Linked DNA regions of Homo sapiens: region 1 is linked to region 2. A link is a loop called in an ENCODE intact Hi-C map of the cell type or tissue named here. Cell type or tissue: PC-9. All regions are shown on one strand. Links, peaks and the distances in the headings refer to the core of each region. The heading gives the core; the rest is flanking DNA.

Region 1 (15,560 bases), core at 4,161-8,160, 58 kb after region 2:
TCTGGTGGAGCCGCACTGAGTCATCTACACTCTTTCCTGCTCTCTTGTGACAAGCAGCATCTATTTCTGAGATGATTGCGCAGGCTTCAGAGACAGCCTTTCCTGAAACCTGGCTGCTTTTATGTCCCTGAGTTCCAGGAGATATCTTCAGATCCTTATAATAAATCTTTTCCTTTGCATAAGCTAACTCTGTTACTTCCAACCAAATATACTTATGTTTGACATCTGTTTTCCACCATCCAGACTGCGTGACCTGGGTTTCCTTGATATAATTTTCCAGTATATGATATAAATCCTTTTCTCCACAATATTCTTATTTTATTGACAGTGGATATTTACAAAGCACCCATAGGTAAGGCTTCTACTGCCAAAGAAAAAGAGTTTTAAACTAGAAAGTTGGCCAAAAAAATCCATAGTATGTATGCAGTTTCTGTGAACAAAATTGTCACAAATATAAGCCTTTAAAATTTTAAATAAAGTATTCTGTCATTTAAGATTACGTAAATGCTTATTCATACTGCCTCAATAGAGACATTTATATTGTACCCAGTTTTCAAATATAAATATAAGTAATATATTCAGGTCACTGAATTTTTGTGCTACATTGATTTTTTTTTGGTTCATTCATATGACATCTGTGAAAATTACTGCTATCATTCTCTTTATGTATTAGTGCATAGCTCCAACCCTGTAATTTTAAAACACATTATTCAAATCCTAGCTTTATTGATCACTTAAAATAAGCTTTTTCTTTCTGAAATCAATCACCCTCCCCCACCACCCCCTCTCTTATTGACCAAGAATACTCAGAAGGTTTTGTAGAATAAGGAAAAGAAGGCTCGAAAGGTAAATATTTACAATGACACCTTCATCTCTACAAAGTAATATCATCCAACAGTTTTCAAAGTCTGTAAAAAATATGTGTGGTTATTATATTTCCTCCTCAGAAGCAGCACAGCTAGTATAAGTATATTCCACACAAAGTCTATTATGTTCTGCCCCCCATTGCTACCTCCCCCTACAGACCCCTGCTCTGTTACACCACCCTGCAATCTCCAAAGAGCCTCCCACCTGCTTCCCATCAGCAGTGGATATGGCCAATTAAGAAAGTATTTTTATGTGGTGAGGAGTAATAGAGAAAGATGGCATAGAGGGGTGGAGGTGAGGGCAGTAGAGCAAAGAAGCACATCTATACTATGACCACCTTTCTATTCCAAGGCCTCTTGTGCATACCTTTGATTATACAACACATTTATTAATCACAAGCTATATATAAGGCACCAACTGTAGCTATAAAGGAGAGAAAAAATGAGAAACACAGGCATTATACAACTAATTCTAAGTGTGATATATGTCGTGGAGAAGTACAGGTGCTCCACATTAACAGAACCACAGTCTCAAGGCCACACACACCTACACTGACTCAGTGACTCCTCCGCCCATGTAGCCCCTTTAGGTAGGGGAGATGACTGATTACACAGATGATGAAAGTGGGATTCCCAGGATTTAGGGGTTTGCCTAAAGTTTTGTAATGCAAGGTTTTTAATTCACAGAGTTGGATCGAGATGTGACCAACCATTCCAATTTGCCTGGGACTGAGAAGTTTCTCGGGATACAAGATTTCCAGTCTTGGGCAAAGTAGGAAGGTCATTCACTCAAATCCATTTCAATTCCCTTTCCAAATTGGCCAGTATTTATAGTTTCTTTTTAAAGTTGTTAACTGTTTATATTACAGAGCTTTCTGGGCATTGTCAATGTACTCAATGAGCAATTCACAAAAGAGAAAATAAAATTCTCCAGTGATTAATGAAAAACACGTAACCAAATCTGGTTGTACCCAACATACTATATGTCACTCTAGCAGATTTTTTTTTTTTTTTTTTTTTGAGACGGAGTCTCGCTGTCGCCCAGGCTGGAGTGCAGTGGCGCAATCTCGGCTCACTGCAGGCTCCGCCCCCTGGGGTTCACGCCATTCTCCTGCCTCAGCCTCCCGAGTAGCTGGGACTACAGGCGCCCGCCCCCTCGCCCGGCTAATTTTTTTTATTTTTAGTAGAGACGGGGTTTCACCGTGTTAGCCAGGATGGTCTCGATCTCCCGACCTCGTGATCCGCCCGCCTCGGCCTCCCAAAGTGCTGGGATTACAGGCGCGAGCCACCGCGCCCGGCCTCACTCTAGCAGATCTTACAGAGGTCTTACTGGTTTTTTTTAATATCAATGTCTTTTATTTACATATGTAGTATACAAATTCCATTGTAAACACAATTAGTCTCCTGAATAAAACAACATATTGATGGCAGTGCTTCAACTGCAGCCCAAATTTCTATATAAAGTTTTGCACCTTGGTTACAGCATGCAGGTTTCCCTACTTTGTACTAGATTTTCCTCGTATTTTCAATCATTTTCAGTTTTCAGAAAGTTTTCCTATCTTTATTTTCAAAGAGAGTCATTTCATCTAATCATCTATGTGATCTTTTTTCTAATGTCTTCTAAATGTTTCATTAGCAATTTCCTGCAGTTTCTCAAGGTCCTTCTTGAGAGGCAGTACAAGCTGATTAAAAACTCAGACCCTGATTCAGTGCATGGATTCAAGTCCTATTCTACTTTCTTTTTAGGTGACCTTGGAAAAGTTGTTATAATTCTCTGTACCTGAGATACCTCATCTGTAAAATGCAAATAATCATAGTACTACTTTATAAAGTTGTTCTAAGAATTCAGTGATTTTTATAAATCAGAGGACGTAAAGCAATTCCTGACACATAGTACGTACCTAAATATGTTAGTTAATGTTATTTTTCATATATGGTTCAGTAATTTTTATACTTCTAAGATTTTAAGATCAGAAACCTAAGATTTTTATTAACAGAAATGTATACAATTCCTAGAATACATATACCATGTTATTTTAAAATAGATGACACTGATTTAACGTTACATTTTAAAGAAAATATTAGATTCATTTCACAGTATGTGATGTGATAATAGGGTATGGGGTGCTCACTAGTATGCACAGGATATTTAGATCAAGAACTCAAGGGAGAAGTTTGAGAATATGGGTGATAGTTGACATTAGTCATGGAAATGGATGAGCATGGTCCTCTAGCTCTACTTTGCAGAGCTAGAAGAGAAGCGATCTCAGAGAGAATCCCAGGAAGAAATGGAGGAAACAGATCTTAAGGAAGATGAGAAAGAAAAACTGTAGAAAAGTGTGTCTATTCAGGGGTGAATGTTGAATTCTGCACATAGTCTTATGAGTTAAGCATTCAGGCACCCACTTTGAAGATACCAACAGTTTGATTCATCACTAGTCATCTTGGTAAAAAAAAAAAAAAGTGAGGTCTAGTGATGAAGGCAGAAGCAAGGCTGTTACAGCAGGCATAAGAGTGAATGGGAAGGGAGGAAGTAAAAACAGCAATAGCAGCAACTCTTTTCAGAGCTAGAAAGGAAGAGAGACTGTGATAAAGAGGATTAGTACTGAAGAAATGTGGCAAATCCTCCTTCTTACAATGGTGGTAGAAACAAGGTAGGATACCTTTGGCAGATGCCTAAACTGGGAAAAGTACAGAGTTGAGACCTTGTGGGAAGCCACGTCAAGGAAAATGAGAGGACAAAGAGATGGCCATTAAGACCCAGAATAAAAACAGAGATTGAAACTGCGTGTATAGAACTGGGGATCTAAGATCAAAGCAGTCTAAAGTTAAAAGCAGTGAAGAAGTATAGGATAATTCAGGAATTGCCTAGAGCAGAATTTAATTTTTGCGGGAGGTTCTTTGTGACAGCTGCCATGCACATACGTGGCTGACTTAGAAAGGATGGCATGGACTAGCAGGGCTGAGAGAATAAATATGAAGACTTGGCAATTTTAGATTCATAGAATGTTGAAGTTGAAAGAAGTTATGGAGGCTATGGAGTTAAAGTTCTCCAATTTATCAATTTACAAGTGCATGTTGTTATACAATAATTGCTTGTTAACTATAGTGTACCATGCATGATGCTACATGCTGGACATTTGTACAGAACAGCTTTATAGTAATTTTACCTATAGAGTCTGTAGTATAGATGCTACTTTCCTGGTTTTTGATGAGCCCAATAATTTTGTTCAGAAATTATTCCATTTTTGGTTTATTTTAATTCAATGTCTTCCTTTTCCTAACAACTTTGAGACCATCGACCTTTGACATTGTTCTCTGCTTATTCTTTTTCTATCCTTCTAATGTTGCAGATTCACTAATTGGAAATCAACAGACAAAAATTCTCTCCTAGTTACCCTGTATCTGCTCAGAGTGAATCCCATTTTCCCTCTAAATCCATGCTGCCTTAGCACTCACCACTGACAACCAAGAATAAGCCCTTAAGTGAAATGGATTGAATGACTGAATTCAGGAAATGAATAAGGATGCAAATATTATTAGTCAATAAAGTAATCCAAGAGGAAGGTTAAAAATGACATCATTTTGTACAATGATATCTCCCATTGGTTCTCCTTCCATGAATTTTTTTTTCACATCAGCAAATAAGCTTTTGGCCTTCAAAATTAACATTTAATAGGAAGGAAGGAACACACAACACTCACCACTCCAACGAGCATTTATCAGGCAATTGGAATTAGTAAAGTGTGACCACATAAAAATGGGCATTTTTCAATTAATAATACAAAAACAAACAATATCTGAATCCAAGAAAAGGGTTGGCCTGTCCTCTCCTATCTGGTCCTACATAATAGGGAAGACACATCAAAAGCACCATGTTCTGTCCTGGGAGCTACCGTTAAACGGGACATTAACAAACAGAAGCTTGTCTGAAGGATAGAAAAGCTTCTATACCCTGACAAAGAGCTGAAAGCAGCCTGTGACAAAGAGTTGGAAACCTGGAGACAATTTAGTTTAAAGAAAAGAGGACAGATTTAAGGAGTTAAGGCTAAAGGAACAGCTCATTAGCCTTCTTCAAATATTCCAAGGACTGTGATAAGAATGCAGTTTTCCAAGTTGTGATGGGAAAATAACAAAAACAAAAAACTGTGACAAAACATTTTAGTTCTTGCATGTTTTGTGGCTTTTTGTTATTTGTAATACCTGCTGCCTTCTAAGAAGGGTAGATTCTGGTACCTGGAGGCTTCTTTGTTTGCTGAACACCGGGTGGCTCTGGGGATAAAAAGAAATGACTAAACTCACTGAATAAGAATGGGAGAGAGTTGTAATGACTCAGAGACAGGACTGAGCCCAAAGAGAACAGGATCCATGGAGATGTGTAGCCCATTCCTATCTGGGGCAAACATTTGAAGAAAGAAAAGACCCAGTACATGGCAGCCGAAGGGAAACTTTAAGAACTACAAAAATATAATAATTTTTTTTCAAAATAAATTATATGGTTAAAAAATAGTACAAAAATGTTTACAATAAAATACAGTTTTCTACCACACTACTCCTTATCCTATAATGAACCTCCATTTCAGGGGCAATAACTTTTCAATATTTCTGGTTTTGTTTTCTTCTTTTGTTTTCATGCACAATAGTTACATTTTAAATATTATACTTTTATATTATCTGTTAATTTATAAGCTTTAAAAATTGCCTATTACTCTTGTGACTGTATTTAATAGGTTTAAAATTCTTCATTTTCCTGTACCAGTATTAACGAAGGAATTAATGAAATCAACTATAACCTAATAGTAGTAGTAATAGAAATTTTAATATTCTTTTAAAGTTGCTGCAAAGTGTGACCCCCTCCCTTACACTCAAGTTAAAAGAGAATATCAACAGCCTGTCTTCTCTCTGTGGACAGTGGACCTTATCTATACTCCCCAACTCCACATTCCTTAAAGTTTATTACAGGCCCAGCAAGTTCCTGCACGGCTGCAGGGTCACAAGACTGTTAAGTTTAGGTTGTAAGACATGTTTCTCTCAAGATATAAGAAATATTGTAATGCTGCCTTTGTTTCTTGCTTCTGCAACTTGCTTCCCACCTCACGTAGTTCCTGCCTTAAGATGTTTAAAAGTAGGAAAAGCCCTTTGTTTGGGGCTCAGACTTTCTGGACGTATGTCCGGCTGAGCCAGTGATCACCTTAATTTAATAAACTCTCCTGAACCTTTTTCAGTCTCTCCTGTGTTTGATTGTTCCACAACATTTCTGGGGGCTCATCTGGGATTGGAGATGGCAGATTTTCTGTCTCCTTTGCCTGTAGGCTAGAGCCCCAGGACGTGGGAGACCGGGGTCCTTGGCACCACCGAGAGTTTCAGCCCGGAAGGAGAATTACCTTCCGTGTTCCGGAGCCCTCCCTGACAGCAGAAATGGAACTGGTAAAAGGAGTTGCAGGACAGTCACAGGAGCAGCACTCAGACATATGAACCATGGTAAGGTTTGGGCCCTAAGGCAAGACCCGTCCCATAAGGACGGAAGGGGACTCTGATCACCTCCCAGGGCATGATGACTAGTCCAACCCAAGGGGGTTGGGACAATGGGAGAGGCCCATTGATTCGGACAAAACTCACACCCTGACACCCGACATGGGTGGGGCTCATGAGTCAGTCAGAAAGGCAAACCGTTTCGGGGACGGGGGAGGTGTGTGAAAGTGTGTGAAAGAGATGGTCTCGGGAGAGACCAACGCGGGGCGTGACGTGGGGAGGCACAGATCTCTTAGCATGGACTGTGTGCTCTGAGGAGAGTGTAGGAAAAAGCAGACCTAGGACACTGCATACAGCCCATAGGACAAGTTCCACAGCTGCAGCTAGCTGTGACAGGAATTAATGCACACTTCTGGCTAAGCAGTGTCTGAACCTCCCGTAATAGGACTCGTTCTGGTGGATCCCAGAGTGAAAGTGCATCATGAGGGAGGAAATGGGAGGAAAAGTGTCAAGGCCTACTCCACTGTAGTGCATGCTGAAACACTTTAAAAAAGGTTTTAATGGTGATTATGGGATTAAGCTAACTCCACAGAAACTGAGAACCCTTTGTGAGATAGACTGGCCGTCTTTTAATGCAGGGTGGCTGGCCAAGGGGACAACAGACAGGGAGATAATTGGCTAAATGTTTCGGGTAGTCACCAGGCTTGGGGAACAGCCTGGGCACCTGGGATCAGTTTCCGTATATCAACTCCTGGCTAAGTGTAATTCAGACGCACCCTAAGTGGCTGCAGGCCTGCTTTGAGACGTACTGTAAGACACTAATGGCCCAGACAAAACCAGGGACAATAGAAAGAGGCTGCAAGGCATCAGAAAAAGAATAGGAGTTACAGGAAAAGCAGAAAAAACCTGTCCTACAGGCCCAACCTGAAGTGTTAGAAAGTCCACCCCCTGTGCACCAATTTATCCATCCCTGGCAAGGCTTGGACAGGAGGCTACCCCAGCTGCCTCCAGAGGCTCAGACTCAGAAGAAAGCACCCCTCAGACAACACCACACAGAGAGGAGCCAGAGCCCTTGCCTGAAAAGCCAAGGGAGGAACTCCAGGTGGATGAGGTCGGCCACCTTAGGTCGGGCCGTGCCCGAGCAATGCAGATGCCCCTCCGAGAAACACTGGGACAAATTTATTTGAATGCACAGAATGAAGTCTAGGGAGGAGAAAAGCTCTTCGTTTATCAGCCCTTCTCTACTACTGATCTCTTAAATTGGAGACAACATACTTGCTCCTATACAGAGAAGCCTCAGGCTCTTATAGATCTAATGCAGTCTATTTTCCTAATTCACAATCCTACCTGGGCTGATTGCAAACAACTTCTTCTGTCATTATTTAATATGGAAGAGTGCTGTAGAGTTATAGAAGTCGCTCTCCAGTGGCTGGAGAACAATGCGCTTGTAGGCACACGAGATACCAGGCAGTATGCACAACAAGCACTCCCGAGAGAGGCTGACCCAGCCTGGGACCCTAACCAGGCTCAAGTGCTACAAAGTTTGCAGCGGTATTGAGAGGCACTTCTAATGGAATAAGGGCTGGAGGAAAAAAGGCCACCAATATTGGAAAGGTCTCAGAGGTCCACCAGAAGCCAGATGAAAGTCCCGGTGAATTTTATGAGACGTTCTGTGAGGCTTACTGGCTTTACACACCATTTGACCCAGAGGCTGCAGGTAATCAGTGTATGGTTAATGCAGCATTTGTAACCCAGGTGCAAGGAGACATAAAGTGAAAGCTTCAGAAGTTAGAAGGGTTTGAAGGCATGAATGTTACCCAGTTTATCCAGGTGGCTACTAAGGTGTTTGTAAGTTGGGATGAGGCCAAGAGAGAAGCTCGACGCAGATCTAAAGAAAAGGGCGGACTTGCTGGCAGCAGTCTTAGTTGGAAGAGAAACTGGTTTTGTGAGAGGATGTGGTCGTGGTTGCAGTCATGATAGAGGACTAGCTAGGCAAAACCAGGAAGCTAAGCCAGGATGAGAGGGCTGACTTAGGCTTGAGAGAGATCAATGTGTGAGATGCAAGCAGATGGGACACTGGAAGAATGAATGCCCAGAAAGAGAAAAGGATAGAGGCAACAATCCAGGACAAAAGAGCTGGCCAGAGCCCCCTGCCACCAGTCAAGGGTTTCAGAAGTCAGACATGGAATTAATCGGACTAGCAGGAATCAATGATTATTATGAGGACTGAGACAGACTGGGCTCCATTTCATTAGGCCCGGAGGAGCCTATGGTCTCAATGGAGGTAGAGGGCTGAAAAACAGACTTTATGGTTGATACTGGTGCGGAGCACTCAGTAGTAACTCAAGTGATTGGGCCATTGTCTAAAAATTATGTAACTATAATTGGAGCAAAGGGGGTATCGCTGGCTTTCTAACTCTAGGATGTTAAGATATCAAGGAATTTTGTGTGAAAACCCCTACATAACCAGCCACACTGCTGCCAATAGAATGGACAGAGCATGGAAAGCCCTCGTTGTATGGCCCAGGGTATCATTGCTGTGTGGAAACAATGGATGAGGTTTCCTCAAGCTGAAAAGACTTAAAGGACCAGCCCTTAAAAGACCCAGATGTGGCCGGGCACGGTGGCTCATGCCTGTAATCCCAGCACTTTGGGAGGCCAAGGCAGGTAGATCACAAGTTCAGGAGATCCAGACCATCCTGGCTAACATGGTGAAACCCCGTCTCCACTAAAAAATACAAAAAAATTAGCTGGGTGTGGTGGCGAGCACCTGTAGTCCTAGCTGCTTGGGAGGCTGAGGCAGGAGAATGGCGTGAACCCAGGAGGCAGAGCTTGCAGTGAGCTGAGATCGTGCCACTGCACTCCAGCCTGAGCGACAGAGCAAGACTCCATCTCACAAAAAACAAACAAACAAACAAACAAACAAAAAACCCAGATGTTGAATACTTTACTGATGGAAGCAGCTTCATATCTGAAATTGTCAGAGAGGCTGGATATGCAGTGGTAACACTGAATTCAGTAGCTGAAGCCCACCCTCTGCCAGTCGGAACTTCAGCCCAAAGAGCTGAGCTAATAGCTTTCACTAAAGCATTGCTCTTGGCCAAAGGAAAGTCAGTAAACATCTATACTGACTCAAGGTATGCTTTTGCCACTTTGCATGCCCATGGATCCATATATAAGGAAAGAGGATCATTAACAACTGAAGGAAAGGAAATCAAAAATAAAAAGGAAATAGAGCACCTCTTAGATGCTGTATGGGCTCCAAAAGAAGTAGCAGTCATCCATTGTAAAGGGCATCAAACAGAGGAGGTGCTGAGGCTACAGGAAACAGAAAGGCAGACAGAGAAGCCAAAAGAGCTGCAATGACAGAGGTTCACTCTGATGATAGGTTCTTTTGCTGTGCAGAAGCTCTTTAGTTTAATTAGATCCCATTTGTCAATTTTCACTTTTGTTGCAATTGCTTTTGACATTTTCATCATGAAATCTTTGCCCATGCCTATGTCCTGAATGATATTGCCTAGGTTTTCTTCTAGCTTTTTTATGATTTTGGGTTTTACATTTAAGTATTTAATCCACCTTGAGTTAATTTTTGTATAAGGTGTGAGGAAAAGGTTCGGTTTCAGTTTTCTGCATATGGCTAGCCTGTTTTCCCAGAACCATTTATTAAATAGGGAATCCTTTCCCCATTGCCTGTTTTTGTCAGGTTTGTCAAAGATCAGATGGTTGTAGATGTGTGGTATTATTTCTGAGGTCTCTGTTCCATTCCATTGGTCAATATGTCTGTTTTGGTACTAGTACCATGGTGTTTTGGTTACTGTAGCCTTGCAGTATAGTTTGAAATCAGGTAGCATGATGCCTCCAGCTTTGTTCTTTTTGCTTAGGATTGTCTTGGCTAAACGTGCTTTTTTTGGTTCCATATGAAATTTAAAGTAGTTTTTCTAATTCTGTAAAGAATGTCAACAGTAGTTTGATGGGAATAGCATTGAATCTTTAAATTACTTTGGGCAGTATGGCCATGTTCACGATATTGATTCTTCCTCTCCATGAGCATGGAATGTTTTTCCATTTGTTTGTGTCCTCTTTTATTTCCTTGAGGAATGGTTTGTAGTTCTCCTTTTATGTTCCTTGTTAGCTGTATTCCTAGGTATTTTACTCTCTTTGTAGCAATTGTGAACGGGAGTTCATTCATGATTTGGCTCTCTGCTTGTCTATTGTTGGTGTATAGGAATGCTTGTGATTTTTGCACATTGATTTTGTATCCTGAAACTTTGCTGAAGTTGCTTATCAGCTTAAGGAGATTTTGGGCTGAGACGATGGGGTTTTCTAAATACAGAATCATGCCATCTGCAAAGAGAGACAATTTGACTTCCTCTCTTCATATTTGAATATGCTTTATTTCTTTCTCTTGCCTGATTGTTCTGGCCAGAACTTCCAGTACTATGTTGAACAGGAGTGGTGAGAGGGCATACTTGTCTTGTGCCGGTTTTCAAAAGGAATGCTTTCAGCTTTTGCTCATTTAATAGGATATTGGTTGTGGATATGTCATAAATAGCTCTTATTATTTTGAGATATGTTCCATCAATACCTCATTTATTGAGAGTTTTTAACATGAAGGGATGTTGAATTTTATCAAAGGCCTTTTCTGCATCTACTGAGATAATCATGTGGTTTTTGACATTGGTTCTGTTTATGTGATGGATTATGTTTATTGATTTGCTTATGTTGAACCAGCCTTGCATCCCAGGGATGAAGCCAACTTCAATCATGGTAGATAAGCTTGTTAATGTGCTGCTGGATTCAGTTTGCCAGTATTTTACTGAGGGTTTTTCCATCGATGTTCATCAGGGATGTTGGCCTGAAGTTTTTTTTGTTGTTGTTGCGTCTCTACCAGGTTTTGGAATCAGAATGATGCTGGCCTCATAAAATGAATTAGTGAGGAGTCCCCTCTTTTCAATTATTTGGAATAGTTTAAGAAGGAATGGTACCAGCTCCTCTTTCTACCTCTGGTAGAATTCAGCTGTGAATCCGTCTGGTCCTGGGCTTTTTTTTTGGTTGGTAGGCTATTAATTACTGCCTCAATTTCAGAACTTGTCATTGGTCTATTCAGGGATTCGACTTCTTCCTGGTTTAGTCTTGGGAAGGTGTATGTGTCCAGGAATTTATCCATTTCTTCTAGATTTTCTAGTTTATTTGCATGGAAGTGTTTATAGTATTCTCTGATGGTAGTTTATATTTCTGTGGGATCAGCAGTGATATCCCCTTTATAATTTTTTATTATGTCTATTTGATTTTTCTCTCTTTCCTCATTAGTCTAGCTAGTGGTCTATTTGTTAATTTTTTCAAAAAACTACCCCCTGGATTCACTGATTTTTTGTAGGGATTTTTGTGTCTCTCAGTTCTGCTCTGATCTTAGTTACTTATTGTCTTCTGCTAGCTTTTGGATTTGTTTGCTCTTGCTTCTCTAGTTCTTTAAATTGTGATGTTAGGGTATTGATTTTAGATGGTCTTTCTAGCTTTCTCATGTGGGCATTTAGTGCTATAAATTTCCCTCTTAACGCTGTTTTAGCTGTGTCCCAGAGATTCTGGTGCATTGCCATTTTGTTCTCATTGGTTTCAAAGAACTTCTTGATTTCTGCCTTAATTTTATTATTTAGCCAGGAGTCATTCAGAAGCAGGTTGTTCAATTTCCATGCAGTTATGTGGTTTTTAGTGAGGTTTTTAAAATTATTATTATACATTAAGTTCTGAGATACATGTGGAGAACGTCCAGGTTTATCACATACATATACACGTGCCATGTTGGTTTGCTGCACCCATCAACTCGTTATCTACATTATGTATTGCTTAATCCTGAGTTCTCCTTTGATTGCACTGTGGTTTGAGAGACTGTTTGTTATGATTTCAGTTCTTTTACATTTGCTGAGGAGTGTTTTACTTCCAATTATGTGGTCAATTTCAGAACAAGAGCCATGTGGCACTGAGAAGAATGTATATTCTGTTGATTTGGGTGGAAAATTCTGTAGATGTCTATTAGGTCCACTTGATCCAGAGCTGAGTTCAAGTCCTGAATATCTTTGTTAATTTTCTGTTTCATTGATCTAATAGTGATGATGGGGTATTACAGTCTCCCAGTACTATTGTGTGGGAGTCTAAGTTTCTTTGTAGGTCTCTAAGAACTTGTTTTATGAATCTGAGTGCTCCTGTATTAGGTGCTTATATATTTAGGATACTTAGCTATTCTTTTTGAATTAATTCCTTTACCATTACTTAATGCCCTTCTTTGTCTTTTTTGATCTTTGTTGGTTTAAAGTCTGTTTTATCAGAGACTAGGATTGCAAACCCTGCTTGTTTGTTTGTTTGTTTTGCTTTCCATTTGCTTGGTAAATATTCCTCCATCCATTTATTTTGAGCCTATGTGTGTCTTTGCACATGAGATGGGTCTCCTGAATACAGCACATTGATGGTTCTTGGCTCTTTATCCAATTTGCCAGTCTTTCGACTGGGGCATTTAGCCCATGTACATTTAAGGTTAATATTGTTATGTGTGAATTTGATCCTGTTATCATGATGCCAGGTGGTTATTTTGCATAGTAGTTGATGCAGTTTCTTCATAGTGTCATTGGTGTTTATATTTTGGTGTGTTTTTGCAGTGGCTGGTACTGGATATTTCTTTCCATATTTAGTGCTTCCTTCAGGAGATCTTGCAAGGCAGGCCTGGTGGTGATGAAATCCCTCAGCATTTGCTTGTGTGGAAGGGATTTTATTTCACCTTTGCTTATGAAGCTTAGTTTGGCTGGATATGAAATTCTGGGTTGAAAATTCTTTTAAGAATATTGAATATTAGCCCCCAGTGTCCTATGGCTTATAGGGTTTCTGCTGTGAGATCTGCTGTTAGTCTGATGGGCTTCCCATTTTTAGGTGACCTGGCCTTTCTCTCTGCCTGCCCTTAACATTTTTTCCTTCATTTTGACCTTGGAGAATCTGATGATCATGTGTCTTGGGGTTCATCTTCTCATGGAGTATCTTAGTGGTGTTCTCTGTAGTTCCTCAATTTGAATGTTGGCCTGTCTAGCTAAGTTGGGGAAGTTCTCCTGGATAATATCCTGAAGTGTGTTTTCCAACTTGGTTCCAGTCTCCCTGTCTCTTTCAGGTACTCCAATCAATCATAGGTTCAGTCTTTTTACATAGTCCCATATTTCTTGGAGGTTTTGTTCATTCCTTTTTATTCTTTTTTCTCTAATCTTGTCTGCATGCCTTACTTCAGCAAGATGGTCTTCTTCTGCTTGATCAATTTGGCTACTGGTACTTGTGTATGCTTCACAAAGTTCTCGTGCTACGTTTTTCAGCTCTATCAGGTCATTTATATTTCTCTCTAACCTGATTATTCCAGTTAGCAGCTCCTGTAACCTTGTATCAAGGTTCTTAGCTTCTTTGCATTGGGTTAGAACATGCTCCTTTAGTTCAGTGGAGTTTGTTATTACCCATCTTCTGAAGCCTACTTCTGTCAATTTGTCCATCTCATCTTCTGTGCAGCTCTATGCCCTTGCTAGAGAGGTGTTGCAATCATTTGGAGGAGAAGAGTCACACTGACCTTTTGGATTTTCAGCATTTTTTCATTGATTCTTTCTCATTTTCATGAGTTTGTCTAGTTTTGATCTTTGAGGTTACTGACCCTGGGATGAGGTTTTTGAGGGGACTTTTTTGTTGATGCTGTTGTTGTTGCTTTCTGTTTGTTTTTCTTTCAATTATCAGGTCCCTCTTCTGTAGGGCTGTTCCGGTTTTCTGGGATTCTCTTCAGGCCCTATTCATCTGGTTCACTTCCGCACCCGGAGATGTCACTCAAGGAGGTTGGAGAACAGCAAAGATGAGTGTGTGCTCCTTCTTCTTGGATCTCTGACCTTGAGGGGCACCAACCTGATGCCAGTAGGAATGCTCCTGTTTAGAGTGTCTGACAGCCCCTGTTGGAGGGTCTCACTTGGGTGGCACAGGGAGCATGACCCATTTAATGAACATTTTGGCTGTCCCTTGATGGAGGAGGTGTGCTTCACTGGGGGTAAACCCACTGGCCTGGGATGCCTGGATTCCTCAGAACTAGAAGGACGAAAGACTAAGTCTGCTGGTGTGTCTGGAGTTTGTTCCTTCTGGTAGGCTCGTGGTCTCACTTACTTCAAGAATGAAGCTGCGGACCATCACAGTGAGTGTTATTGTTCTTAAAGGTGGTGTGTCCAGAGTTTGTTCCTTCAGATGTGTCCAGAGTTTCTTCCTTCTGGTGGGTTCGTGGTCTTGCTGACTTCAAGAATGAAGCCACAGACCTTTGCAGTTAGTGTTACAGCTCTCAAAGGTGGCATGGACCCAAAGAGTGAGCAGCAGCAAGATTTCTTGTGAGGAGCAAAAGAACAAAGCTTCCACAGCATGGAAGGGGACCCGAGCGGGTTGCCGCTGCTGCCTGAGGTGGCCAACTTTTATTCCCTTGTTTGTTCCCGCCGTCCTGCTGATTGGTCCATTTTACAGAGTGCTGATTGGTCCATTTTACAAACCTCTAGCTAGCCACAGAGTGCTGATTGGTGCGTTTTTACAGAGCACTGATTGGTGTATTTTACAAACCTCTAGCTAGCCACAGAGCACTGATTGGTGCATTTAACAATCCTAGCTATGGAGTGCTGACTGGTGCATTTTACAATCCTCTTGTAAGACAGAAAAGTTTTCCAAGTCCCTACCTGACCCAGAAGTCCAGCTGGCTTCACCTCTTACTGGTCCGCAGAGACTACAGCCACCCCTCCCCCTAGGGGCTGAGGCCCAGGGAGATCAGAGTTCTGTCCCTGAGCCCATGGCTGGAGTTGTTGGAGTTCCATCATTATCTTTAAGATTCTTTATTTTATAATTAAAACTTACTTTTACATTTAATTTTCTTCCACACCACCCTGGACTTCAGCCACACTCAGCTATTGCTATCCTCCAAATATACCATTCTAGTTTGGGCATCTATTCACATGATATTTTTCTGAGACAGAAATAACCTCTGTTACTTTACTGTTTCAATGTTATGCTGATTATATGTTTGCAGCATTCACCTTTGTGAAAACAAGATCACTCTCTGAAATGGAGAATATAACTTTATCTGAAATATGAGCTCAGTCAATGTGTCAGTCATCACCATTCCCAAAGTCCCTTCCCTTAAGAAGTATACCCTTTGGGCCCAAAATTATAAGGCAACAAATTATA
Region 2 (15,560 bases), core at 7,471-11,470:
GATGAAATCCGCAGATGTGGAATTCATATATATGGAAGGCCAACTGTACTTAGTTTCCAGTTGATTAAATGAGATTACTTCTACCCTAGAGAAATAGTAATTCAGCCTCGCCAAATTCCATACTTACACTGATCTGAATTCCCTGCCTGCATTGCCTCTGTCAGTACCACCATTTTAGAGCCTACTTGCATGGAAACTTGCACAACATTGCATCAGACTAAGGGGCTGATTTCACAGCAAAAGAGGAACAACAATGAGTGTCTGTTCAAGGTATCTGCCCAAAGGTGGCTGCCCCAACAGAAAGATAAATTTCCCATGGTCTCACTTAAATGTGGGAACTAAACAACAACAACTGAACTCATGGAGATAGAGGGTATAATGACGAGTGCCAGAGGCTGGGATGTGTAGAGGGGAGGGGGGTTTAAAGGATAGGGTGACTATAGTTAACAATAATTTATTCTACATTTCAAAATAACTAAAAGAGTAGAATTGCAATGTTCTTAATACAAAGAAATGATAAATACTTGAGGTGATATATATCTCAATTACCTTGATTTGATCACTATACATTGTATGCTTGTATCAAAATATCACATGTACCCTGTAAATATGCATAACTATTAGGTATCCATAAAAAGTAAAAATAATTTTCAAAAAGTCCTTGGCTAAAATGCCAGCCCAGAGACAATACCCTGTGGGTTTGAGATGATGTCTTTCAGAATACAGTGTGTGCATTGAACCAGGTAAGGGAATGTGTCCCCAGCATTTAGAATTTGTAGGTTTAGGAATGAAGAGGCATAAGATTTACCCCCATTAACATCATCACACAAGTGACATTCTTGAAGAATATGTGCTTCCTTCCTCCACAAACAGGCTCTGCTGCATTAAAGGGCTGGATTCCCAGTGAGAAATGCTTTCAGCTTGGGGACAGATTAATGATTCTATTAAATTTAAGGCTATGGCACCCTGTCACTCTGGGTGCCTCATGCCAGTTGATCAGCAAGCAAAAAAGGGATAAGAAAGGAGTTACTATAATGGCAAAGTTAATAAACCTTAATTAGCATGAAAAGATAGCACTGCTGCTACACAATTAGGGCTGGAAAGATCACATCTCAAACTCAGAGTATTCAATTGGATGTCTCTTGCTGCTTTTATGATCAGAAATAAAGACAAAAAAGCAATTGTAGTATTCAAAGTTCAAATAGAGAAAGGCAATTAAAGATTCATCTTCCCTTGAGATGAAGATCTGGCTTAACCCCCCGGATAAACAGCCTAGACCAGCTGAAGTGCTATACATGGGTTAGGAAAATCCAGAATAGATGGTTAAGCAGGGAGATGATGAATATCACTTTAAATCTTGAAGCAGTTGTAACTAAAGAAACTGTAGCTAGCTCCCTTAGCTATTTTACATTGTCTTTTGTAGATATTGACTGGCACCACCTTGAAAGCTCTGTGAAGGATTGTCCTTAACAGGGGGCATGATCTAAATGGGCCAAGGATGGACTATGCTGAGCACTTCTTATACATTGCTGCATACCCTCATGGTATCAACCTTGATTTCAGTCATAGCTATGAGGATTTCCTTCCTTTTCTGTTTTACTCTCTCATCTCCATACTTGTGCTTACTTCCCAAATAAACTTATTTCATATAAATCTTTGTATAAGGCTCAGCTTCTAGGTCAACCCAAGCTAAAAAAAAATGAGTCATATTATGTGACGACTCTGCATAGAATCTCCAAAGCCCAAAGATCTAGTCCTCAGTTAAAAGCCCCTACATTATCTAGCACTTATGCTATTTTTTTTGTTAATTTGTGTTTTTTATTGTATTAGTAATTATTTCATATTCCTGGTCTATTTTTCTTTGTTATTTCTTTTTTAAACTTATTTTTAGTTGAAAAATGCAAATTGTATATATTTATGTAACACATGTTTTAATATATATATATATTGTGAAATGGCTAAATCAAGCTATTTACCACACATATTACTTCACAGAATTATCATTTATTTGTGGTGAGAGCACTTAAAATCTATTCTTTTAGCAATTTTCAAGCACATAATGTATTATTAACAAGAGTCACCACATTGTACAATAGATATCTTGAACTCATTCATTCTGTCTAACTGAAATTGTGTACCCTTTGACCAACATCACTCTAGTTTATCACTTCCCCCGTCCCTGGAAGCCACCATTATACTCTCTGCTTCTTTGCTTCTTTTTTCAGATTCCACATACAAGTGTATCTATTCCCTCTTTTTTTTCCTACTGAAAGAATCTCAAAGTTAGAGGGATAGGTCATTTGCCCAGCTATAAAACCCACTGGTCACCTTGCCACACATAGCCTTATTGGCAGCTAGGGGCATTTTTGTGATACAGGTGAAGCCAGTAAGCAGATGTTTCTGGATAACTTCCCAGAAGGGGGAAAAAATACCATCAAAGGAATTATTTTGCTGACATGTGGCCTTTGATTTTCATCCTTTGCCTTCTTCTTGCCTGAAAGATAGAAGGGACAATTGGAGTGGACCAGCTATCCCGAACACATGCATGAAGGCTTATGCTCCAAATGGTAGAGAGAAAAGATAGAATCTGTGTTCCTGATGGTGTCATGGAGCTTTCACACCAGTCTCTTTTATATGATGACAATTAAAACCCTTATCTGATTAAGCCACTATAAATGTGTTTCCTGTTGTGTGCAGCTAGACAAAATTCTAATTGATGACTATTTACTTATGCTGTTCCATCCCTCCTGGCCTCCTTTGTAATCTTTAAACATATCAAGTATGCTTCTGCCTCCTATTTTGCACTTACCACTTCCTCTGTCTGGAGAACTCTTTTCCCAGATGTCCACATGACTCACGTCCTTACTTCACAGAGGTCTCTACTCACATGTCACTTCATTAAGATTTCTCTGCTGATCCTATCTAAAATCTCCCTCCAGCTCCTTCTTTTCTCTTACCATGTGCTTTGTTTTGAATCACTTATTGGCCTTGACATAACATATATTAGCTTATTGTTTGTTTTACAGTTGTTCATTAAGATCCTAGAGAACAGAAACCTTGCATTATTCACTTATACACTCCCAAACCTAGAACAGAGGTCTGGATTCACGATAAATTGTTATTGAATGTGTGAGTCAACTGGGCACCAGAGCTAGGATTTAGCATCTCAGCAGATGCACATGAGCTTTTATTGCCCTCTATAACTCTGAACGTTGCTTAAAAGAAAATATTAACACAACTTGAACCAAAAACATCAAATCAAAACACCCTCAGGCAAGTAAAGAAAACTATAGACCACAATCCCTTATGGAAAAAAGACAAAATACTTGCAAAATGAATTCAACATCACATAAAAAAAGAGTATACACCATGATCAAGTAAGAATTATCCCCAAAATGCAAAGTTGGTTTAGCATTCAAAAATTAATGTAAATAACATATGAATAGAATAAAGGATAAATCACATGATTATCTTGATAGGTACAGAAAAAGCATTTAATGAAATTCAATACTCCTTAATAATAAGCACTCAATAAACTAGGAATAGAAGGAAACATCTACCTGATACAGGACATCTATGAAAAACCTACACCTAACACCACAAAGTGAAACATTTAATGCTTTTTCCCTAAAATCAGGAACAAGAAAAGGATGTTCACTCTTACCATTTCTATTCCACATTACATGGGAGGGTCTAACGATGGCAATCAGGCAAAAAAAAAAAAAAAAAAAAAAAAAGAAGAAGGCATTCACATGGGGAAGAATAAAAGTAAAACTATATTCTAATAAGACATGAGCTATAAAAAATCCTCAGAAATCTATTAAAAAGTTATTAAAATTAATGAGTTTAGCAAGATTGCAAATTATGAGATCAGTATATCAAAATCAATAGTATTTCTATATAAGCACAATTAACAATCTGAAAATGAAATTAAGAAAGCAATTCCTACAATAGCTTCAAAATAATAAAATACATATAAATAAATTTAACTAAAAAGTTCAAAACCTACACTCTGAAAAATGTAAATCGTTGTTGAAACAATTAAAGAAGACATAGACAAATGGAAGGACAGTTCATGTTCCTGGATTGGAAAACTTAATATTGTTAATATGACCATGTTATTCAAATTGATCTACAAACTCAGTGCAATCCTTATAAAAATTCTAGCTGGCTTCATTGCCAAAATTGACAAGCTGATCCTAAAATATATATGAAAATTTAGGGACCTAAAATAGCCAAAACAATCTTGAGGAAGGAGAACAAAGTTGGAATACTCACACTTCCTGATTTTAAAACCTACTTTAAACCTACATTAATAAAGACAGTGTAGGAGGACCCTCTGTTTACCTAGCACATAAATGGATCTTTGGATATGCCAAATTTTCTTGGAGTTGAGAAGGGAATGAAGGTAAAATTGTTCTATCTAAAAAAATGAGGGAAATTGAAATCCCTGGGAGAAATCCTGAACCACCACCCCTACTAGAAAAGAGAACACAGAAAGTATAGAAGCAGACAGAGCAGAACAAAGCCTTGAGGGAGTGAGAACCAAGCAACACATCAGGAAGTTGGAGCCCTCAGAAAAGGGTAGCCAGGGAGAAATCCCTAGTAGCAGATGAACCAAAGCAATTTTTAAAAACAGCAATGTCTCATATTCAATTTAAAGTTATTATATATCATTCTCATATAAACTACAACACTTCAATAAAGTTGGCTACATACACAAATGTCTTGCATGAGTGGAATTTTCTGGAAAGAAGTAATCCCAGTGGAAATTGAACTGTGCCCTATTTCTACGTTGGTGTGACGCAGAAGAGTGAACAATTAGAGGAGCAGACAGGATTTTGGAGACAGAAGTAACAGAATGTAAGGCACCACAATCTACAGAAATCATGGAACCAAAGCTAATTTTATGTAGATTTCAAATGGCAGAATAACCTCAGCTAACATCTAGGCTACAATAGAAATGTTCACATGAAAATAAAGGCATGCTGAATACAATTCAATCTTTATTTGAGGAATTAAAGGGTGTTTCAAGACCTTGCTTGGATATTGCCAATACAGAGATTAGCCAAAAAAGTGAGAAGGATCTTGTTAATAAAGAAATACCAAGTTCATAGAACACTGCCTTTCCAATTATCTTTATTCTTATTTCAAGTTGGGCATAGAATTGTGCTTTGTGGATTTTATCTCAAAATGGTTTCTTATAAGTTCTATTATTAAGAATTATATTGTCAAAATCTCTTTCTAGCTTTTAGATTTAACAAATAATGTATCAATTATGTCACCTTATCTTAATACAACATAATATTTTACCTGAGAAAATTGCATTCAAATTCTTTTATAACTTTTTAGAACCTGAGATAAGACAAATTTGATTCAAAATGAAATCTTAGGATGTAAGTGTGTGCATCTGTGAAATATCATGAATCCCAAGGTAATTATGATTGGGATCAGAGTATTTTCAATGTATTATTTACTTCTGTCGAATAGTAATTTACCAGAGCAGTGATGAATAATTAATATAAACATTTATTTATGATTTTTAAAGCAACAGTGTTTTGATTTTACTACCGTATAGCAGACAAAATAACATTTATAATTATCTAAATAAAAGCTTGGTTCTCTATGGCATGAGATGATAAGGTTGATATTTCATATTATCATATATTTCAGCTGTTTTGAAATTCCTTGAACATTTGAGAAAATGAAAGAAACTCTACCCCAAACTTAGTATCTAATTGTTCTCTATATAGAATCACAGCCCACCCTCCCCACTCCCGCCCCCGCTCATCTTTCCTTCCTCTTGTACCCCCAACCTAGGTAAATTATGTTTCCTTGGAAGTGAAAATTCTGGAGCTTGTCTTTATTCTCCTTTACCCCTTACCCCCTTCATTGGTTCACCAACTCTTATTAATGCTACCTCCTAGATTGAGTCTCCTAAGTTACTTTCCTACTGGTCTCTTTCTGCTGCAGTTTACTATAGCATTGTTCCAATAAATAACTTTCTACAAACACCTCCATCATAATGTCTCTACTGCAGGGGTCCCCAACCTCTGGGCCATGGATCGGTACCTGTGCATGGCCTGTTAGGAACTGGGCCACACTGCAGGAGGTGAGGGTTAGTGAGCAGGCATATGGCCTGAGCTCCGCCTCCTGTCAGATCAGTGGTGGCATTAGATTCTCATAGGATGGTGAACCCTAATGTGAACTGCACATGTGAGGGATCTAGGTTGCGCGTTCCTTATGAGAATCTAATGCTTGGTGATCTGTCACTGTCTCCTATCACCCCTAGATGAGACTGTCTAGTTGCAGGAAAACAAGCTCAAGGCTCCCATTGATTCTACATTATGGTGACTTGTCTAATTATTTCATTATATATTAAATGTAAGAATAATAATAGAAATAAAGTGCACCAGAAATGCACTTGAATCATCCTGACACCATTCCCCTACTCCTTCCATGGAAAAATTGTCTTCCACGAAAGCAGTCCCCAGTGCCAAAAAGGTTGGGGATCACTGCTCTACTGAAAAACTTGTGATATGATGGGGGAGGGGGCACAAAGAGTATGAGGGAACTCTGTATTTTGTATTTAATTTTACTATAAACCTAAAACTGCTATAAAAAATAGTCTACTTTTAAAAATCAACTTAAAAACAAACAAAACAAAAACTTCTGACACCACTGCATCACCCACAAGGTAAACTCTCAGCTCCATAATGTAGAAACCTACTTCTTTAGCCTTTCCTTCCACCACTATCTCTATGTGTCTTGCCCCTCAGAAACCCTGATGTGCAGACCACTCGAAGCACCATGCTTCTCATGCCACAGTGCCCTCTGTTAATGCTCCCACTTATCTGTCATTCAAAAGGCCCTCCTTGTCCATTCACTTGTCTAGTTACTTCCCTACTCTTGCTGTGCTGAATACAGCCTCAAGCATAACAAGCATCTCATTGCATAATTATATATTTATACATTTGATTTCCTTTCTAGGCTTCTTTGGAACCAGGACTGAGTCTTACTTATATGTGCATTTTCCATGTCCAATTTTATGTGCTTTCAATTAAAAAAATCAATGTGTAATGAATAAAGGAAGCCTAAGGAAACAAAGTTTGATGAGGTCTTTGGTCTTGCAGAGTCTCTGTCAGTTACTCAAAACCTTTGCCAGCCTCCTGAGGCCTCCTCATCTCATCTCATGATATTGAGAAAGTTGGGATCTTAATGTGCATCTCCTCTCGTAAATCACCACTCTTCTATAAACTTGTTTATGTTCACAGCACTTTCTCTTCTCACATGAACTCTACTCATCCACTTCTGTTTCCCAACAAACTTGGCTCTTCTGCTTAACACATGAACTTGCTCCAGTAACTCCCATCTGAAAATATTAATAAACCCTCCAAGGCACTGTTGATTTTCTCTCTCCATCCCTTTTCATCTTAAATTTGCAGAAAGGCATCTGTTCTGATTCCTCCCACTCCCTCATCTCTCTTTTGTTTCTCAAACAACTGCTATCATCTGTTGCAAGCACTTTTCTGAAACTGCTCTTGCCAATGTCACCAATAACTGTATAACTGAAAAATAGAGTAAATCCCCCAGACCTTTTAAGGAAGGTCAAGGTTAACCATGCCAATTGTCAAATGTAAATTCTACAATAAAATATAATTTCATACCCACCAGATTGGCACTATTTTAAATGCCTTGGCAAGAGGTGGAGAAATGGGAGCGCCACTGCACAGTTGTTTGGAGGGTAAATTTACCTAATCACTTTGAGATAACAAAAGGAGGACTAATTAAGTAAGTTGAAGGTGTGCACACTTTGGGAGGCCAAGGTGGGCAGATCACTTGAGGTCAGGAGTTTGAGACCTGCCTGGCCAATATGGTGAAACCCCGTCTCTACTAAAAATACAAAAATTAGCCGGGTGTGGTGGCATGCACCTGTAATCCCAGCTACTCAGGAGGCGGAGGCACAAGAATTGCTTGAACCCAGGAGGCGGAGGTTGCAGTGAGCTGAAAGCACACCACTGCACTCTAGCCCCTGCGACAAGACTGAAACTCTGTCTCAAAAAAAAAAAAAAAAAAAAAAAAAAAAAAAGATGTATAGAGCCTTTGACCAAGATTTTTTCTTCTTGCAGTAATTCTTAGGGACATTCTGGCCAATATACACCAGGAAACACATGCACAATCCTTTAAAGCAATGTAAAAACTGAAAACAATTCAAATGTCCATTGCCAAAAGAAATGATAAATAGATCGTAGTATCATTCCTCAATGACATGCCGTACGATATTGCAAATTAAGAAGTCAAACATATTCATGAGGTTAAATCTCACAGTCAAACAAGCATAATGTTAATCAGAAAAAGACTTGTCATAAAATTTTATACAGCATAACAATGATACACATAATTGTGCAAAAGTAGACAATATATTATTTAGAAATTCAAGCAACTGTGGTAAAATTCTAAAGAAACGGAAAGGCATGAAACCCAAAATTCAAGATAAAGGTGTTATTTCAAGACAAAGCTTTCAAGATAAAGTGACTTTCAGAGAGTGGGTGTAACATCAAGATGAGGCACTGGGGCCTTAAAGTTATTGGTTTATGTCTTAAGATCAGTGTTGGATACATGTGTGTTTATTTTACATGTGAGTAACATAGATAATACTTATATATAAGTACTATCAAAATAACCATATCATTACTATTCTTTTGTATGTTTCAATAGTTGGTCATTTTAAAAAGTAGGAAAAACATTTATCTATAAGATGGCAGTTCTTTTTTTCTGGCCAAGGTGAGGTTTAAACTATTTTTAGATTAGAAGATTTTCCTGTTTTTGAATATGTCGAGGTCAGTGTGAGTGGTAGAGATTCTTTCAATTCTGATATCCTGTCCCAAATGAAAGCAGGTATTCTGAAACATGTCCTTTTGCAAGTAAACCAGAAAACTTACTTCTTGGAAAAGGTCTTTTGCTATTTCTTATACGGTCTAACAGATTCACCACTGATATTCAAACAGCAATAGGCACAGCTTTGATTTTTCTAAATGCAATAGATTAAAATTCACCTTTTCTCTTCATAGGACAAGTATTTTTTAAAATCCATTTTAAGTTTCCACTAGTAGAATTCTTCCTAATTTCCACATCTGTCTGATTAAAGTAAGCATCACATAATATCATAGTTGATATTAAACTAATACAAATAATAAAATGTAAAATACATTTTTATTATTGGCATTTAGTACCCCGAGAAAAAAGACTAGAGTGCAAATGAAAATTTCATTCTACACCGTTAAATCTTTTACAACAAACATGTATTATTTTTGTAATTAACAGGAACAAAAAGATATATAAATGATGTGTGTGTTATTAATGAGTTTATGTTTATGGACACAGTTTTAAAGTGTTTCTTCCAGTCAGAAAATTAGTTTTCTTTGTAACTAACATTTTGCGTTAGGCAAAATTGTAGAGAAATCAGCCTTTAGAAGAAACTTTCCACTTTGCTTTTCTTTTTGTAACCTCGTGTCATACGGTTGATCCACCCCAGGGCATTCACTCTCTAATCTCCTTCTGCCTGCTATAATTCTCCTCCTACGCAACAAAATTTCCCCTTCTGAATGTAAATTCCCACCCACTCAGCGCCCCTTTAGTTAGTGGTCATGAGAGTATCACAGGCTCGAATACAGGCAGCCCTTGCTTTGCGCTGTTCTGCTAAAAGCACAAATTTTGCACTCCTAGTACAGTCAAATAACATCAGTCCCCTAAAAACATGACTTAAATTTCAATCATCACGTATATTAACCATGTGTTTAAGTGCATAAAGTACACATTTTACAGCTAGCTCTCAGCCTGTAAATCGCTAGGTAAATATCAAAGGTGCATCAAAATCCGTGATCAATCACATCACTTCTTTGAAATGCTTGCAATGATTGCTCACTGTGCCTCTGCTATTCAGTTCAGGTACAGGTAGCAAATGTGTAGTTGTGTCGCTTCCTTGTCTCTCAGTGATAAGCCCACGTGACATTTTACAAAACTGAGGAAAATGGCCCAAAAAAAAAAAAAAAAAAAAAAAGCACAGCAAAGAAATGAAACGTAGTAATTCTGGAAGTGAAATTCAAATCCAACGTAAAAGAAGAAATGTTAAACAAGAAATAGCTGACCACAGGAATGTGGATGCTGCTTGAGTTCATATTCTCTAGATACACAAGGAAAAATGTATTGAAAGTAAGCTTATTGACATAAATGAGTCAAGTGGTCAAGGCTAAAAAGAGGGAGATTTCCCAGAGGAAGTGACGCCGGTGAAAATCTTTACATTAAAGGAATATTTCTCAATATTGAAAGTGCCGATGATAAAATGTTAAATGCTGATTCAACCTAAGAAAAGAGTATGACAGTTTGGCAAGGCATAGAGAAGATGCTCATTCTAATATCATAAGTTATATGACAAGATGGCAAGCACTATTAAAACTACTCTTGATAAGTTTTTTTACAAACAAAATATTGCAATTCTTAATATGCCTAATGATATAAGTTACAGCGTACTGAGTAAATATTAGTTTTACTTTTTTATACCATACATTGTTATATACTATATACATTTTAAAACAGAAATAAGAGAGTTTTTAATTTTATTAAACATTTTTAAAGTAAAGAAGCCTGTTTTATTTTTTCTGTTGACTCAGACCATTTTGCACAGTTTCAACTTGCATGGTCATTTTCACAGTTCTGAATTACCATGCAAAATGCTGGCTCCCTGTATTTGACACTCAGATGTCTACCACATTAATTGAAATGGAAGCAGCAGCAAATATTGGAAACTAATGGAACTTAGCATAAAGCCCTGACTGACACTTGTCCCCTTTGTGATCTTCACTTTCACTTCACGGCTCAGCTGTAGTTTTTCCATTTGTACAATAGATGTTAGTAATAGCACCCTTTGTAGCATGGTTGTGAGGATTAAATAAGATAAGGAAATGCAAGCAGTAAATTATAAAGCATAATATAAATATTAGTTACTATTAAGGAGCACAAGATTTTGAGTAGGTTAATATCTCCTCACTCATATTCATATTCTAAAATGCAGCAATTAGTAACATAATATACTCATCCAAAGAAATGAACACTAAATAAGAAATTTTCAAACCGTACTGAGGATCAGTGTTTTAGCAAACAACATAGGATATTTAAAGATAGAAATAAGCCCTGGAACTTCTTAAGTCCTACGCCAACCTCTGCTCCATATGTATAAGTTCTATTAACAGATGTTTATCCCCATATCTAACCTTTTTCTCATAGTATCATTTGTTATCTATGTGACAGCTTTGGAAAGTGTAAATAATCTAGATCCACAGTAAAATTTACAAATGGGTCCCAAATTATACTAACTTAATTGTAATCCCAGGCCATAGAGTTGGTTTCAAAAATGCTCACATGCAAGCCCTTATAATGAATGGGTCAATTTATTGGCTGAATAATAAAATCCAGTCTGCCTATAGTGCCCACAACCTCTCATGCTCTAATTTCAGTAATTAGATGGTTTACACACAGGGTTGATGCCATAAAAAAGCGATCAAAAATGGGTTGGCTCTCAGAAGGAAGGAGAGGAGTAAGCAGGATTCCGAATACCTGTATCCCCAAACGGTGCAAGCAAAAATCTTGCGGTTCTCAGGCAAGATGATGTTACCCAAATTTTTAAAATTTACTATGGAACATATAAAAGTAGAATAGCCCACTATTCTATTTATAAACAATAAAAATATTGTCCAGCCTCTGCAATTATCAACATTTTGTTAAACTTGCTCAATTATACTAAGGATCAGCAAACTTTTTCTGTAAAGGGTCAGATAGTAAATAGTTTCAGCTTTGCAGACCATATGGTCCCAGTCACAACTATTCGACTCTGTTCTTGTAGTGTGACAGTAGCCATAGACAATATATAAACAAATGACGGTGGCTGTGTCCCAATAAAATTTTATTTACAAAAACAGCCTATCCCCGCCACCCACAGGCAATCACTCTTCTGATTTCTATTTTCACAGATTAATTTTGCCTGTTCTTGCATATCACAAAAACGTACACTTTTGCTTCTTTTCCTGAGCATAAATTTGAGATTATTCCACATTGTTGTGTATATCAGGAGTTCAATCTTTTGATTCTTGAGTAGTATTCTGTCATATGAGAATAACATTACTCTGTTCACTCAGTCGTCTGTTGATGGATATTTGGGTTGTTTCCAAGGTTTTTTCTATTATGAATGAAACTAAATTAAACATTCTTATTCACATTTTTTTTTTGAGTCGAAGTCTCACTTTGTCACCCAGGCTGGAGTACAGTGGCGCAATCTCAGCTCACCACAACCTCCACCTCTCGGGTTCAAGCGATTCTCCTGCCTCAGCCTCCCAAGTAGCTGGGACTACAGGTGTGCACCACTGCACCCGGCTAATTCTTTGTATTTTTAGTGGAGATGGGGTTTCACCATTTTGGGCAGGCCGGTCTTGAATTCCTGACCTCAGGTGATCCGCCTGCCTCGGCCTCCAAAAGTGCTGGGATTACAAGAATGAGCCACCGCGCCTGGCCCTTGTTCACATATTTTTATGTAACAAAGGTTTAGTTTCCTGAGAGTGGAACTTAGAAATCATAAGGCAGGTATATGATTAGTTAAAAGCTGCTATTACAGTGGCTGTACCATTTTATTCCCCCTCCAGGAATATATAAGAAATCTAGTCGCTCTACATTCTTGTAAACTCTTGGTATTATCAGTCTTTTTAAAATTTTAGCCTTTCTAGTGGTTTTTTAATGATATTCATTGTGATTTTAATTAGCATTTCCATGATGACTGATATTTATAAGCATCTTTTCAAATGTTGGCCATCTCATACATTACTTTGGTGAAGTATCTAAGACTTTTGCCCATTACTAATTGGGTTGTTTGTCTTTTAATTACTGACTTAATTAAACATTTGAGATTTAAATATTTGAGTATCTTGTCAGATGTCATATTGGAAATATTTTCCCAAGGCTATAGTTTCCTTTTCTTAAATAGACTTTACTCTTTAGAACATTTTTAGGTTTACATAAAAATTGCTCAGAAAGTACAGTGTTACCAGTAGCCTCTCTCACTGCCCCCACCCCCAACAGTTTTTCTTGCTATTAACAGCTTGTATTACTGTGGTGCAGTCTTTGCAATGGATGGACCAATGTTCATACATTATCATTAACTAAAGGCCATAGTTGAATTAGAGTTCACTCTTTGTGTTGTACAATACCACGGGTTTTGACAAAGGCATAATGTCATGTATGCATCATTACAGTATCATATGTTATGTAACTCTAGAGTTAATAGTTTTATTAACTTAAAAATGCCCTGTACTCCAATTATTTGTCCCTACCACCTCCCTCCCCAAAAAACCTGAAAACCACTGATCTTGTTACTGTCTGTATACTTTTGCCTTCTCCAGAATGTCATACAGTTGGAATCATATAGTATGTAGCTTTTTCGGACTGGATCCTTTCACTATGCAATAGGCATTTAAGGTTTCTTCATGCCTTTTCATAGATTGATAGCTCATTTATCTTCATTGCTGATTAATAATAGGTCATTGAATATATGTACCACAATTTGTAGTAAACATTCATCTATGGAAAAACACCTTAATTACCTCCAAATTCCCAACCTGAGTCTGTGGCTCTGGGCTTTGATCTTGGCAAGTCCTTCTCAATTTACCCCACCCCATATGAGACGGGGGCTAATGGGACTGGAGTTGTGTGTTTCCCTTCCCCCACACAGGAGGGTAGAAGCCGGTGGAGTTTGGTATTCTCTTCCCCTACTTTGAAGGGTAGAGGAGGCTGGAGTTTGTTATTCCTTTCCCCACATGGCTGAGGCTCTGGAAACACATATGTTGGTTGGTCTATGGTAAAACAGTCACCCTTAAGGACAGACCTCTCCTTTGCAGGAAGAATAGAATGCTCTGGCTATATTTCACAATGGTTACTTTGCCCCTCTCCCTGCCAGAAGCATGACGGGATTTTTCTCTGCTCACAGTGGCAACGAGGTGGGGCTCCTGGATGTAAAACTCATAAAAGTTTTGGGGTCCCCTTAAGGTTATACCCTCAGAAGTTTTTAGTCTCTGAGTTCTCATCTTAAACTAGTCTATGCTCAGTCTCCAGCAATTAAACACTTACGCTTTAAGTATTCCTACCAGTTATTGGGTCCAGTAAAGTTTTCTGCTCCTGGTAAGCCGTGATTCTCTGTATCTGTCTGTCTTTCCATGTTACTGGGCAGCAGTTTGTTTTGTGACCTCAGTGATCTGATGGCTCTAAGATGAGTTATTGATCTTCAGTTTGTTCAGCTTATTCTCATGAGGTTGATAATAACAACCTCCAGGCTCTTTACATGTTGGGCTAGAAATTAAATGTCTGTAGCTTGCTTTTTAATTAACAATGCCTCTTGAAGAACAGAAGGTTTAAATTTTGATATACTTCAATTTAACATTTTTTTTTCTTTTTTGGTTAGAGCTTTTGGAGTTCTATTAAGAAATCTTTGCCTAATCTCCACTTTGCTAAGGTTTTTTTTTTCCATATTTTCTTTCTGAAAGTTTGTTTTTGGTTTTATAATCTATGATTATAATCCATTTTAAAATAATTTTTGTATATCACATGAGGTATGCATCTCATTCAGGTTTTTTTTTTTTCCACACAGATATCCAGCCAGTTATATAGCATTTATAGAAAAGATTGTTCTTTCTTCACTGAGTTACATTATTGCCTTTATCAAATATTTGATTACAGTTGTGGTATATTTTCAGACTCTATTGTGTCACATTTACCTATCTTTCTACCTTTACTCCAGAACTATGCTGTCTTGATAACTTTATAGTAAATCCTAAAATCAGATCATATGCCTAGAGAATATAAAGAACTCTTCCTCCTTTACCCTTCTTTTGCTATCCTAGGAATATGTCCTTTTCCATACAGATTGTAGTATCATCTTGACAATTTCTATAAAAAGCCCTTCTACGTTAGTGATTGGAATTTCATTAAATCTGTAGATTAATTGGGGGAAGATATTAAATCTTCTAACTCATGAGCCTGATGTGTTTCTTCCTTTTTAAAAGATCAGGGAGGTGGGAGGGATAGCATTAGGAAATATACCTAATGCTAAATGACGAGTTAATGGGTGCAGCACACCAACATGGCACATGTATACATATGTAACAAACCTGCACGTTGTGCACATGTACCCTAAAACTTAAAGTATAATAATAAAAAAAAAATCTTTCTTTACTCCCAATGACTGGGTTTCTTTTCAGTTTTCAGTGAGAAGGTCTTAGATTTGTTCCTAGATATTTATGGTTCTTTGTGCTTTTGTAATTAGCATTTTTTTCAATTGTTTTTGCTAATACATAGAAATATATTTTTTATATTGACTTTATATCCTGAGACCTTTCTTCACTCACTTATTACAGTTAGTGGATTTTGTGTGGATTTCTTTATATTTTCTTTGCACTTTGACTATGATGCGCCTGGGGGGCAGTGGAATTGTAGCATATTTGTCTTGCTATTTATTCAGGAGC

Evidence for each region. Peaks named below come from ENCODE experiments on the same cell type or tissue, not always from the same donor. Only the 100,000 strongest peaks of a DNase experiment are listed, where the experiment ranks them.
Region 1: it touches region 2 in a loop (8-fold over the local background); 1 of 110 quality-filtered maps calls a loop at or near these places.

The regions. Positions count from the first base shown.
Region 1 is chr13:47,101,962-47,117,521 of GRCh38, reverse strand. No RefSeq gene overlaps it. Among named protein-coding and RNA genes, the nearest start is that of HTR2A, 210 kb to the right of the region's middle. RefSeq lists an enhancer at 13,785-14,984. In PC-9, for the core only: no CTCF peak of the experiment used is centred there; no DNase peak of the experiment used is centred there; H3K27ac peaks cover 572 bases.
Region 2 is chr13:47,162,903-47,178,462 of GRCh38, reverse strand. No RefSeq gene overlaps it. Among named protein-coding and RNA genes, the nearest start is that of HTR2A, 270 kb to the right of the region's middle. In PC-9, for the core only: no CTCF peak of the experiment used is centred there; no DNase peak of the experiment used is centred there.